Linked DNA regions of Homo sapiens: region 2 is linked to region 1. The links are chromatin loops, found by intact Hi-C in ENCODE. Cell type or tissue: breast epithelium. All regions are shown on one strand. Each heading gives the region's core, and the rest is flanking DNA. Links, peaks and the distances in the headings are about the cores only.

The links. Hi-C counts contacts between places; a loop is a spot of excess contacts. Peaks named below come from ENCODE experiments on the same cell type or tissue, not always from the same donor. Only the 100,000 strongest peaks of a DNase experiment are listed, where the experiment ranks them.
Region 2: it touches region 1 in a loop (35-fold over the local background); 11 of 110 quality-filtered maps call a loop at or near these places.

Annotation. Positions count from the first base shown.
Region 1 is chr2:10,800,321-10,805,697 of GRCh38, reverse strand. It overlaps PDIA6 (protein disulfide isomerase family A member 6), which reads left to right. Exons shown (of 13, transcript NM_005742.4): 2 at 3,058-3,199. Among named protein-coding and RNA genes, the nearest start is that of PDIA6, 9.8 kb to the left of the region's middle. In breast epithelium, for the core only: no CTCF peak of the experiment used is centred there; no DNase peak of the experiment used is centred there.
Region 2 is chr2:11,752,345-11,757,721 of GRCh38, reverse strand. All of the region lies in intron 1 of LPIN1 (lipin 1), which reads right to left. Among named protein-coding and RNA genes, the nearest start is that of LPIN1, 8.4 kb to the right of the region's middle. RefSeq lists an enhancer at 3,718-3,927. In breast epithelium, for the core only: no CTCF peak of the experiment used is centred there; DNase peaks (open chromatin) are centred at 3,358 and 4,161; H3K4me3 peaks cover 482 bases; H3K27ac peaks cover 966 bases.

The DNA.
Region 1 (5,377 bases), core at 151-5,150:
ACATTTTCTTAATCCAGTCTATCATTGTTGGACATTTGGGTTGGTTCCAAGTCTTTGCTATTGTGAATAATGCCGCAATAAACATACATGTGCATGTGTCTTTATAGCAGCATGATTTATAGTCCTTTGGGTATATACCCAGTAATGGGATGGTTGGGTCAAATGGTATTTCCAGTTCTAGATCCCTGAGGAATCGCCACACTGACTTCCACAATGGTTGAACTAGTTTACAGTCCCACCAACAGTGTAAAAGTGTTCCTATTTCTCCACATCCTCTCCAGCACCTGTTGTTTCCTGACTTTTTAATGATTGCCATTCTAACTGGTGTGAGATGGTATCTCATTGTGGTTTTGATTTGCATTTCTCTGATGGCCAGTGATGATGAGCATTTTTTCATGTGTTTTTTGGCTGCATAAATGTCTTCTTTTGAGAAGTGTCTGTTCATGTCCTTCGCCCACTTTTTGATGGGGTTGTTTGTTTTTTTCTTGTAAATTTGTCTGAGTTCATTGTAGATTCTGGATATTAGCCCTTTGTCAGATGAGTAGGTTGCGAAAATTTTCTCCCATTTTGTAGGTTGCCTGTTCACTCTGATGGTAGTTTCTTTTGCTGTGCAGAAGCTCTTTAGTTTAATTAGATCCATTTGTCAATTTTGTCTTTTGTTGCCATTGCTTTTGGATACAAAATCAATGTACAAAAATCACAAGCATTCTTATACACCAACAACAGACAGAGAGCCAAATCATGAGTGAACTCCCATTCACAATTGCTTCAAAGAGAATAAAATACCTAGGAATCCAACTTACAAGGGATGTGAAGGACCTCTTCAAGGAGAACTACAAACCACTGCTCAAGGAAATAAAAGAGGATACAAACAAATGGAAGAACATTCCATGCTCATGGGTAGGAAGAATCAATATCGTGAAAATGGCCATACTGCCCAAGGTAATTTACAGATTCAATGCCATCCCCATAAAGCTACCAATGACTTTCTTCACAGAATTGGAAAAAACTACTTTAAAGTTCATATGGAACCAAAAAAGAGCCCGCATCGCCAAAGCAATCCTAAGCCAAAAGAACAAAGCTGGAGGCATCACACTACCTGACTTCAAACTATACTACAAGGCTACAGTAACCAAAACAGCATGGTACTGGTACCAAAACAGAGATATAGATCAATGGAACAGAACAGAGCCCTCAGAAATAACGCTGCCTGTCTACAACTATCTGATCTTTGACAAACCTGAGAAAAACAAGCAATGGGGAAAGGAATCCCTATTTAATAAATGGTGCTGGGAAAACTGCCTAGCCATATGTAGAAAGCTGAAACTGGATCCCTTCCTTACACCTTATACAAAAATCAATTCAAGATGGATTAAAGACTTAAACGTTAGACCTAAAACCATAAAAACCCTAGAAGAAAACGTAGGTTTTTTTCGTTTTTAAAGTTTGTTTTAGTTTTTTAAACTTTTTTGTCAAAAACTAGGACACAGGGCCGGGCACGGTGGCTCACGCCTGTAATCCCAGCACTTTGGGAGGCCGAGGCGGGCGGATCACAAGGTCAGGAGATCGAGACCATCCTGGCTAACACAGTGAAACCCCATCTCTACTAAAAATACAAAAAATTAGCCAGGCGTGGTGGCAGGCGCCTGTAGTCCCGGTTACTCAGGAGGTTGAGGCAGGAGAATGGCGTGAACCCGGGTGGCAGAGCTTGCAGTGAGCCGAGATAGCGCCAATGCACTCCAGCCTGGGTGACAGAGCAAGACTCTGTCTCAAAAAAAAAAAAAAACACAAAAACTAGGACACAAACACGCACATTAGCCTAGGTCTACTCAGGGTCAGAGTTATCAAGGCATCACAAGGTGATAGGATTTTTTAAGCTCCATTATAATCCACAGGACCACCCTCATATATGTGTTCTCTCCTTGACCCTGTGGATGTGACTGTATATGTAAATTTAAAAGGTGAAATTTTGATAGTAATGCCATTTCAGAGAACTTTTGGGTTCTTAAGATACTAGTAAGTTCAGAATTTGTTTTCCTAAATTATTGTTGTAAATTGCATGTAAGTTTCCAGAGTTGCTAATGAAAATGCTCTTGATCCACAATGTGGCAGAACTGTGTGGTCAGCAATACAGTCGACACTGTATCCTGTCTTTATAAGGTTGTTCACACGAACAGTGTTTCTGATAATGTGTTATGGATAGTATTAAGAGAAATAAAACTATTTATAAAAATAAACATTGGCTGGGCGCCATGGCTCATGCCTGTAATCCCAGCACTTTGGGAGGCCGAGGCAGGCGGATCACCTGAGGTCAGGAGTTCGAGACCAGCCTGACCAACATGGAGAAACCCTGTCTCTATTAAAAATACAAAATTAGCCGGGCGTGATGGCACATGCCTGTAATCCCAGCTACTTGGGAGGCTGAAGCAGGAGAATTGCTTGAACCTGGGAGGCGGAGGTTGTGGTGAGCCAAGATCATGCCATTGCACTCCAGCCTGGGCAACAAGAGCGAAACTCCGTCTCAAAATATAAATAAATAAATTACCATTGCCCTTGAAAGAGTCACAATCTAGTGGAAGAGACAATAATTATTTTCCCTTCAAAAATATATTTGAATAAAGATAATGTGCTAATAATTGCAACTGAATAACATGAGGAATGATTACTACGTGATTGCCCAGGGTTACACAGGCAGAAGTGACCTCCCAATTTTTCAGCGTCCATGCCATAAAATGACAGTAGTACTGCCTCATGGAGCGGTTGTAAAGAACAAAGACGTTGATACATGAAAGCCACTAAGAATAATGCTTCAGCCTTTTTCCAGTGCAGCCCAAGGAGTGGGAGTGGGGACCGTCCGTTCCTTTCTTGCTCAGCGTTGCAGCAATGGGAGTGAAATTCCAGGGGCTCCAACTGCAGCAGGAAGGGCAGAGGGGCCAGAGCTAGGCCGTCCTCCTGTGTGAAGGGCCCTGGTCAGTTAAAGAGGACTCTGGTTCCCCAGGGTTTCCAGTCAAAGCATGAACAGTGCTGTTAATGGTGCACTTTTGTTTTTATCTTCAGGTCTGGTGAGCTGTACCTTCTTTCTGGCAGTGAATGGTCTGTATTCCTCTAGTGATGATGTGATCGAATTAACTCCATCGAATTTCAACCGAGAAGTTATTCAGAGTGATAGTTTGTGGCTTGTAGAATTCTATGCTCCATGGTAAGTATTATAAAATAGTTGTAGATTATTTATAGTACTTTCTGAAATTGGAGAAAACGCTGTATAAAAATCTGATTTTATTAAGACATCTAGTTTAGCTTAGTGTTTGTTTAAAAGAAGTAGAGAAGAGGGAAATGGGAAATGCAAAGTATCTAGTCTGTTGTTAAGGAAGATCTGTCTTTTGATGAGGTGATGCGTGTGGAAGGAAAACTGCTTTTATGAGGAAGGAATCTTGAGCAAAGAAAATGGAGGGGCCAGTGATTAACTTCACTCTGTTTCTTGAAGAGAATTATTTCCTGAAAAAATGTAGTTAGAAAATCTGGTTTAATTTAAAAATTCTTTTCTTACCTTACATTCAATGCTGGAAGAACCCTTGTGGGGTAAAAATGTAATCACCATTGAAACTAACAGCACAAAATTATATACAGTCAAAAGTACAACATTGCACTAGTTATTTGTGTGATTAAAGCATTTAATGCAAAAAAACACCAAATAGAAGAGTGGAAACTGTGCAAGATGTATATGAGGCTGTCTCTGCTGTAAACCAGCAGGCCACAAGTATCCTGAGAGGAGAACCAAACCCTAGCCAGCTGTGTGTCTGTGAAGAACTGTGTGGTTATCTGAAATCCCAAGGAGTCCTTTGACATGTGAACAAGGCTTTGTAAGCTTAAGTGAGGGATATTAGAACCTGATGGGTACATTTTAGGGTATGCCTGATGAAACTTTTTCCTTTCTCACTTTAACTTTTTTCTTTGAAACTAAGTTTTAGAAACTAACCACCAGTCCTCATGGACCATTTTACTTCATGCTCAGTGTAGCAAATGGAGGTAAAAACGCTCTATTTTCAAAGTGGATGTTGCCACATTGTGCGTCCTGTCCATCTAATGCCTTTACTGTTTTAAAGGCTCTGGTATATATGTGTTCAGTCCAAATGCTAATTCTGTGTGGATTAGCTCAATTATACTAGCAAATACATAAATAGTAATTGTACAAACTGTTGTATTGTTAAACGTCTCTGTATGTGGTTTTTACAAGCTTATCATATATGGCATAGGTAATTTACCTTGTTTCTGAGAGCGACCATACAAGAGAAAACTCTGCAAGACAGCATAATTGAGAAGGCAGGATCTAGATCCACTAGTTAATCATTATTACACTGGCAGAGTTTTACTTTGTGGTGTTTGGGTGACTGAATGTCTGATTAGAGCAAGCGCTTTTTTTGAGAGACAGGGTCTCACTTTCTCCCAGGCTAGAGTGCAGCAGCATGATCACGGCTCACTACAGCCTTGATTTCTCAGGCTCAGGTAATCCTCCCACCTCAGCCTCCCCAGCACTGGTACTACAGGCATGTACCACCACGCCCTGCTAATTTTTGTATTTTTTATAGAGACGGAATTTCACCATGTTGTCCAAGCTGGTCTCTAACTCCAGGGCTCAAGCAATTCGCCTGTCTCGGCCTCGCAAAGTGCTGGGATTACAGCTGTGAGCCACTGCACTGGGTCAGGCAGGTGCTTTTTAACTTCCTTTTGTGCTTGGATTCCTTTAGCATCTTGGTGAAGGCCTTGGATTCTTATAATAAAACTTTTACGGTCAGGCATGATGGCTCACGATTATAATTTCAGCAATTTGGGAGACCACGGTGGGTAAATTGCTTGAGCACCAGAGTTCGAGGCCAGCTTGGGCAATGTGGCAAGACCCTATCGCTACGAAAATAAAAAGAAAAGAAACAAATTACCCAGACGTGGTGCCGTGTACTTGTGGTCCCAGCTACTCAGGAGGCTGAGGTGGGAAGATCACCTGAGCCTGTGAGGTAGAAGCTGCAGTGAGCTGTGATTGTGCCACTGCACTCCAGCCTGGGCAACAGTGAGAGCCTGTCTCAAAAAAAGAAAAAAAAAAAGATCTCCTTTAAAAAAAAAAATCAAAATCAAACCTTCACGTTTAAATAAAGCTTATAGAATCGCAAAAAAAAACCTAAAGTATGGAAATATGATTATTGAAATATTAAAATTTTGATGTTAATGTAGTACTTTACAAGAACAGTAAGTACAGGTTGAACATCTCTTATCTGAAATGCTTGGGACCAGAAGTGTTTCTGATTTTGGATTTTGTCAGATTTTGGAAGATTTGCATAATACTTAGCTGTAGAGCATCCGTAATCTGAGAATACAAAATCTGAAA
Region 2 (5,377 bases), core at 317-5,316, 950 kb before region 1:
GAAAGAGAGCTTGGGGTGGAGGGGGCAATCCCTCCCCCAGGAGGCACGGGAGGGACCATGCCCTTTAAGGGACCGGGGTGGGCCCAGTCACCCCAGGCACCTGTTGCCTGGAGGGGTGCAGGCAGGTTAGAGGCAGCCAGGCTCTTCTTTCTCTGCCCTTCCTCCAAGCTCTCTTTGAAATAAATCTAGCACATATGTTTAAAGAATACAAGAATAAACCAGCTGGGCATAAATTCCCAAATTTTACTCTCAGTTATGTTTCGAGTAAAAGGCTGGAGGAAGAAGCTAATTTACCTGAAGAAGTCAGACAAACCCAGCCAATCAACCCACCTCCCCATACCTGCCCATTAATCTCATGACTGTCTTTGGTGTCAGTTTCCTGCTGTCTGCTAAAACACGTGATCAAGCAGTGAGGGGAATATCTGCTTTAAAGAAGAAAGTATCTTAATTACCTCAAGGGTGACAAACGATAAACAAAACCTGCAGAGGACCAAATGGAAGGCTTCAATTTCCAGTGGAACGGCTTTCAGATGCCTGCTATTCACTCACCCCATACCAAATTCCTTTCAAACCTACTGACTTTAATCTCAAAATTTGGCAAGAAATAGCAGCTTCACCTCACGGGATTTTATTTACCACTTGAAACAGGACTCTACAACCCCTAGTTCAAATGTTTTTGATGGAAAACTCAGCCAAATCTTACAAATATCCTTTGGCAAGACTGGGTTTCTCTAACTGTGGATTTTCAGAAAAGCTCTAAGGTTAAGAAACATGTAAGTTTTTTCAATGTGACATCGTCTAGCTTGACCTTCTGAAATAATACAAATTTTCTGAGGTTATTACATCCCACTGGAATACCATCTTTCCAGATACCTCTGGGTTAGAAACTGTTTTATGTTAGAACCAAACAGATAATACACCAAAGAACATAAAAATCTACAAGCGTATTCCACTTAGAATTCTACCTATGACATTAATAATAAATAGCATACTCAACTCGAACAGCATCGATTATTAAAAATAAATATAGGGGCCGGGCACTCACGCCTATAATGCCAGCACTTTGGTAGGCCAAGGAGGGCGGATCACCTGAGGTCAGGAATTCGAGACCAGCCTGGCCAACATGGTCAGGCTCTCTACAAAATACCCCATCTCTACAGAAATACAAAAATTAGCATGATGGTGAGTGCCTGTAATCCCAGCTACTCGAGAGGCTGAGGCAGGAGAATTGCTTGAACCCAGGAGGCAGAGGTTGCAATGGGCTGAGATCACGTCATTGTACTCCAGCCTGGGCGACAGAGTGAGACTCCATCTCAAAAAAATATAAAATAAATAAATAAATAAAGGGATTTGAATTATTTTAGTCCACGCCTCTTAATGGACAATTCAGGAATCTGCTGTTCCACTCATTTATTATGCAAGTAAATAACAATGATTTTAATTCCCTTTCTAGTTCCTTCAACTAGAACATTACCTAAGGCACGTTATCTGGGACATAACAGTGGGTCCATTTTCACATTGTGGGTTTGCTCCTTGGAAATGAAATGATGTCATGGTAAGCAACATCTAATTATATATAAGACTGGCCGAGCAAATGCAAATGCAAAACTGTCTCAATAAATGTACTCTTACAATCCCCGTTTTTGTTCATCTTTCTCACTTGTACTTTTCTTCCTACTCTCCTTTCTTTAAGAACTAAGTGGCCAGGCGTGGTGGCTTATGCCTGTGATCCCAGCACTTTGGGAGGCCAAGGCGGGCAGATCATGAGGTCAGGAGACCGAGATCATCCTGGCTAACACGGTGAAACCACGTCTCTACTAAAAATACAAAAAATAAGCCAGGCACAGTGGCACGCACCTGTAGTCCCAGCTACTCAGGAGGCTGAGGCAGGAGAGTCGCTTGAACCCAGGAGGCGCAGCTTGCAGTGAGCCGAGACGGCGCCACTGAACTCCAGCTTGGGCGACAGAGCGAGACTCTGTCTCAAAAAAAAAAAAAAAAGAACTAAGTGTCTTGCAGGAGTTGAACAATAATTACCCCTCAAATCTGGATTTCCACCTGCCTCCTCCATTTCCTCCCCCGGCTGTCCAGGTATATGACCCCTTCATAAACATGCCCACACAACTCTATCTTTCAGCCTCAACCTTCTCCTCAGCCCTCCAGCCCAGCCATCCAGGGCAGTAGCTTGATCAATATTACTGTCATTTGTCAAGTGGCTGAACAGACATCTGTCTACCAAGTGAGTCTTCTCTCCTTGAGGACAGGGACGAGGCTTGCTCATTTCTGACGCGGTACCTGCCCCATCGCAGGGCCCATCTCAAGCAAGAAACTTTTATTTTTGGTCCCATCACGACATTCCAGAGTGTAAAACAGCAAGATGCACCCACCACCCTCAAAGTAGCTTGGCAAGTCGGGGCACGAGGGGGAAAAGCACTAAAATTTAAAAATGAGAAGAAATGGCCGGGCGCGGTGGCTCATGCCTGTAATCCCAGCACTTTGGGAGGCTGAGGCGGGCGGATCACGAGGTCAGGAGATCGAGACCATCCTGGCTAACATGGTGAAACCCCGTCTCTGCTAAAAATACAAAAAAGATTAGCCGGGCATGGTGGCGGGCGCCTGTAGTCCCAGCTACTTGGGAGGCTGAGGCAGGAGAATGGCGTGAACCCGGGAGGCAGAGCTTGCAGTGAGCCGAGATCGTGCCACTGCACTCCAGCCTGGGTGACTCCGTCTCAAAAAAAAAAAAAAAAATTAGAAGAAATGAAGAAGACAGCAGGAATTGTTCTCTGCCAGAGCATAAATTTCACAAGACAATGCTCCCAAACAAAATTCACTGCAAACAGTTTAAATAAACAGCTGTGACACCTAAGGGTAAGACTGAAAAGCAGAAATGACACAAAATTGGGGGTCGGAAGGCCTGGCTGTGAGTGTTAACTTCTGGCATTTACCAGCTATGTGTGTGGGAGCAGGGTATTAACACAATGGCTCTGACTGAGCCCACCAGGCTGTCATCCTCAGTGGTCAACACAACGACTAGTTTGGAAAGGTCTTTGCTCCTGGACAACACATGCAAAATCTTATTATTGTCATGACCTCCCATAGGAGGTGGCTACAGAAGCAAGGCTCAGGGTTGGCCCTGGATGTGACACCTTCAAAACTGCTCTCACCCGCAGCATCACCACTCCCTGACAGAGCCTCTCAGAAGGTAAAGTCAAAAGCCATTGTTCAAAACCTTCCCTACAACCCTTAAGGACTTAGAAAGGCCGAAACACCCTCCTGGGTTCAGTCTGTGATTGAAGACTTCTCTGGCACTTGCTCAGCTCCGAGTGATTCATCATTTCCTGGAGAGAAGCTACCCAAAACCCACTCACTGCCCAGAGAGCAAACACGATCTGTCACATCTGCCCTCACGGCAGGTGCTTAAAGGGCACCTGTGGGCTTAAGGCACATCCAAGGAGCCTGGTGATTCAAAAGCCAACCTAATATCACTCTGGGATGGGGTGCCCCTTATCTGTGTTCCTGTTATCAGCAGGAAATTACAGCTCTCAGATACAGACCTGGCTGCTGCTCGTGGGGCCAACGGATCATGTCAGGACAACTAAATGACCACCCCTGGCACCCTTCCTCTAGGGAAGGCACTGTCGGCTCCCCAGCTGGGCTTGACAGGGACGATTTTGGGGCTTCCTGCTCACTGCCCTAGCCGCCCTCCTCTGAGCACACTACAGTCAGTGTCTCAGCACCTGGGGACTCTATCTGTGGTCCGCCCAGCACTGGATAAAGTCACAAACATCACGCTGTTACTGGTGTTCGCCGAGATCACATCCACCTTGGAGGTTTACAAGACAAATGAGGATTTTCATCCAAAGCATTTAAAAACACAAAAAGCTTCTAGGAAGTGCCCAAAATGGTATCATGACTAATAAGACTTGCATGAAAATGAAATTGATTTATAAATAGTGTTAGCTTCCTCCTGTAATTTACACTTACGGCAAAGAGGAAGTCTTTTCAGAGCATTGTGGACTGATACTTAACGGCGGTTGATAAGGGTGATGAATTACCTGTGACAAAAGAGGAAGTCTGGCTCAGACTCAGGGTGATACAGGGAAAGGAACACAGACAGAAAGTCAGGCCACCTGGGCAGCAGCCCACGCCCTGCTGTAACTGGCACACACTTATAGGCAGCTGCTGCCCTCTGCCAGGTCTGGATTGACTGAGTCCACCAGCGTCCCTGTGGTTAAACTGTCCTGGCCAGAGTGCCTTGAGGAGCTTCTTAAACAGAAGAGCACAGCTCTGCATCCATCACTACCTGCTGGGAAATTGGGGACTTTCTTGGCATGCCAGGGTTCGTGAGACATTCCCGTCCAAAATACAAAAACTCACTAGAAAAGCTGGAGATGCTTTAAAAGGCCTGCAGGTCAGAGGCCCTGCAAGTCAGAGGCCTTTTAAAGGTCTTTCAATACTTCCTGACAAAAGTGATGAAAGAGCAAAAACAGCCAGCCCTGGGGTCCCGCCACCAAAGCCCTGCCTGTGTTAGGCAGGTGGGAAATTTTGCAGCTCTTGCAGTGAGCTTCCAGGGTGGCAAAGTGGCAGGCGTCTCCTCCTCCAGCACACCCCCACCCTGCTCATCCCCCTCCTTGCCCAGGGACAGGAGGGCGTTCCCATAATTAAGCTCATCTGTAGAACTCCAGCACACAGCAGACGCTCCAAAGCATTCACGACCGCAATTTCATACAGTTCCAGAAAGGACAGCACTGCGGACACTGTCAGGATGAGGTGACAGAGGTCACATGGTTTCTTGCCTCACGATTAAATTAGAAAATTCCACATTTATTCCAAAATTGGCAGAATCCATCTCCAGGCTTCACAAATTGCCAAGAAACGCTGCTTTCTTGGAACTGCCAAAATTCAAAACCCCTGCCACAGCTTTCCTAACCCCACAATTTTTGCCAACACCAGCCACCTCTAGAAGATTAAGGTCAGTTTAAAATGGCCTTGGAGGCCGGGCGCGGTGGCTCACGCCTGTAATCCCAGCACTTTGGGAGGCCGAGGCGGGCGGATCACGAGGTCAGGAGATCGAGACCATCCCGGCTAAAACGGTGAAACCCCGTCTCTACTAAAAATACAAAAAATTAGCCGGGCGTAGTGGCGGGCGCCTGTAGTCCCAGCTACTTGGGAGGCTGAGGCAGGAGAATGGCGTGAACCCGGGAGGCGGAGCTTGCAGTGAGCCGAGATCCCGCCACTGCACTCCAGCCTGGGCGACAGAGCGAGACTCCGTCTCAAAAAAAAAAAAAAAATGGCCTTGGAACAGCTCAAAAGAAAAAATGGACAAAACATATAGACAGTTCACATTTGGCCAATAATATATGAGAGAGATATTCAACCC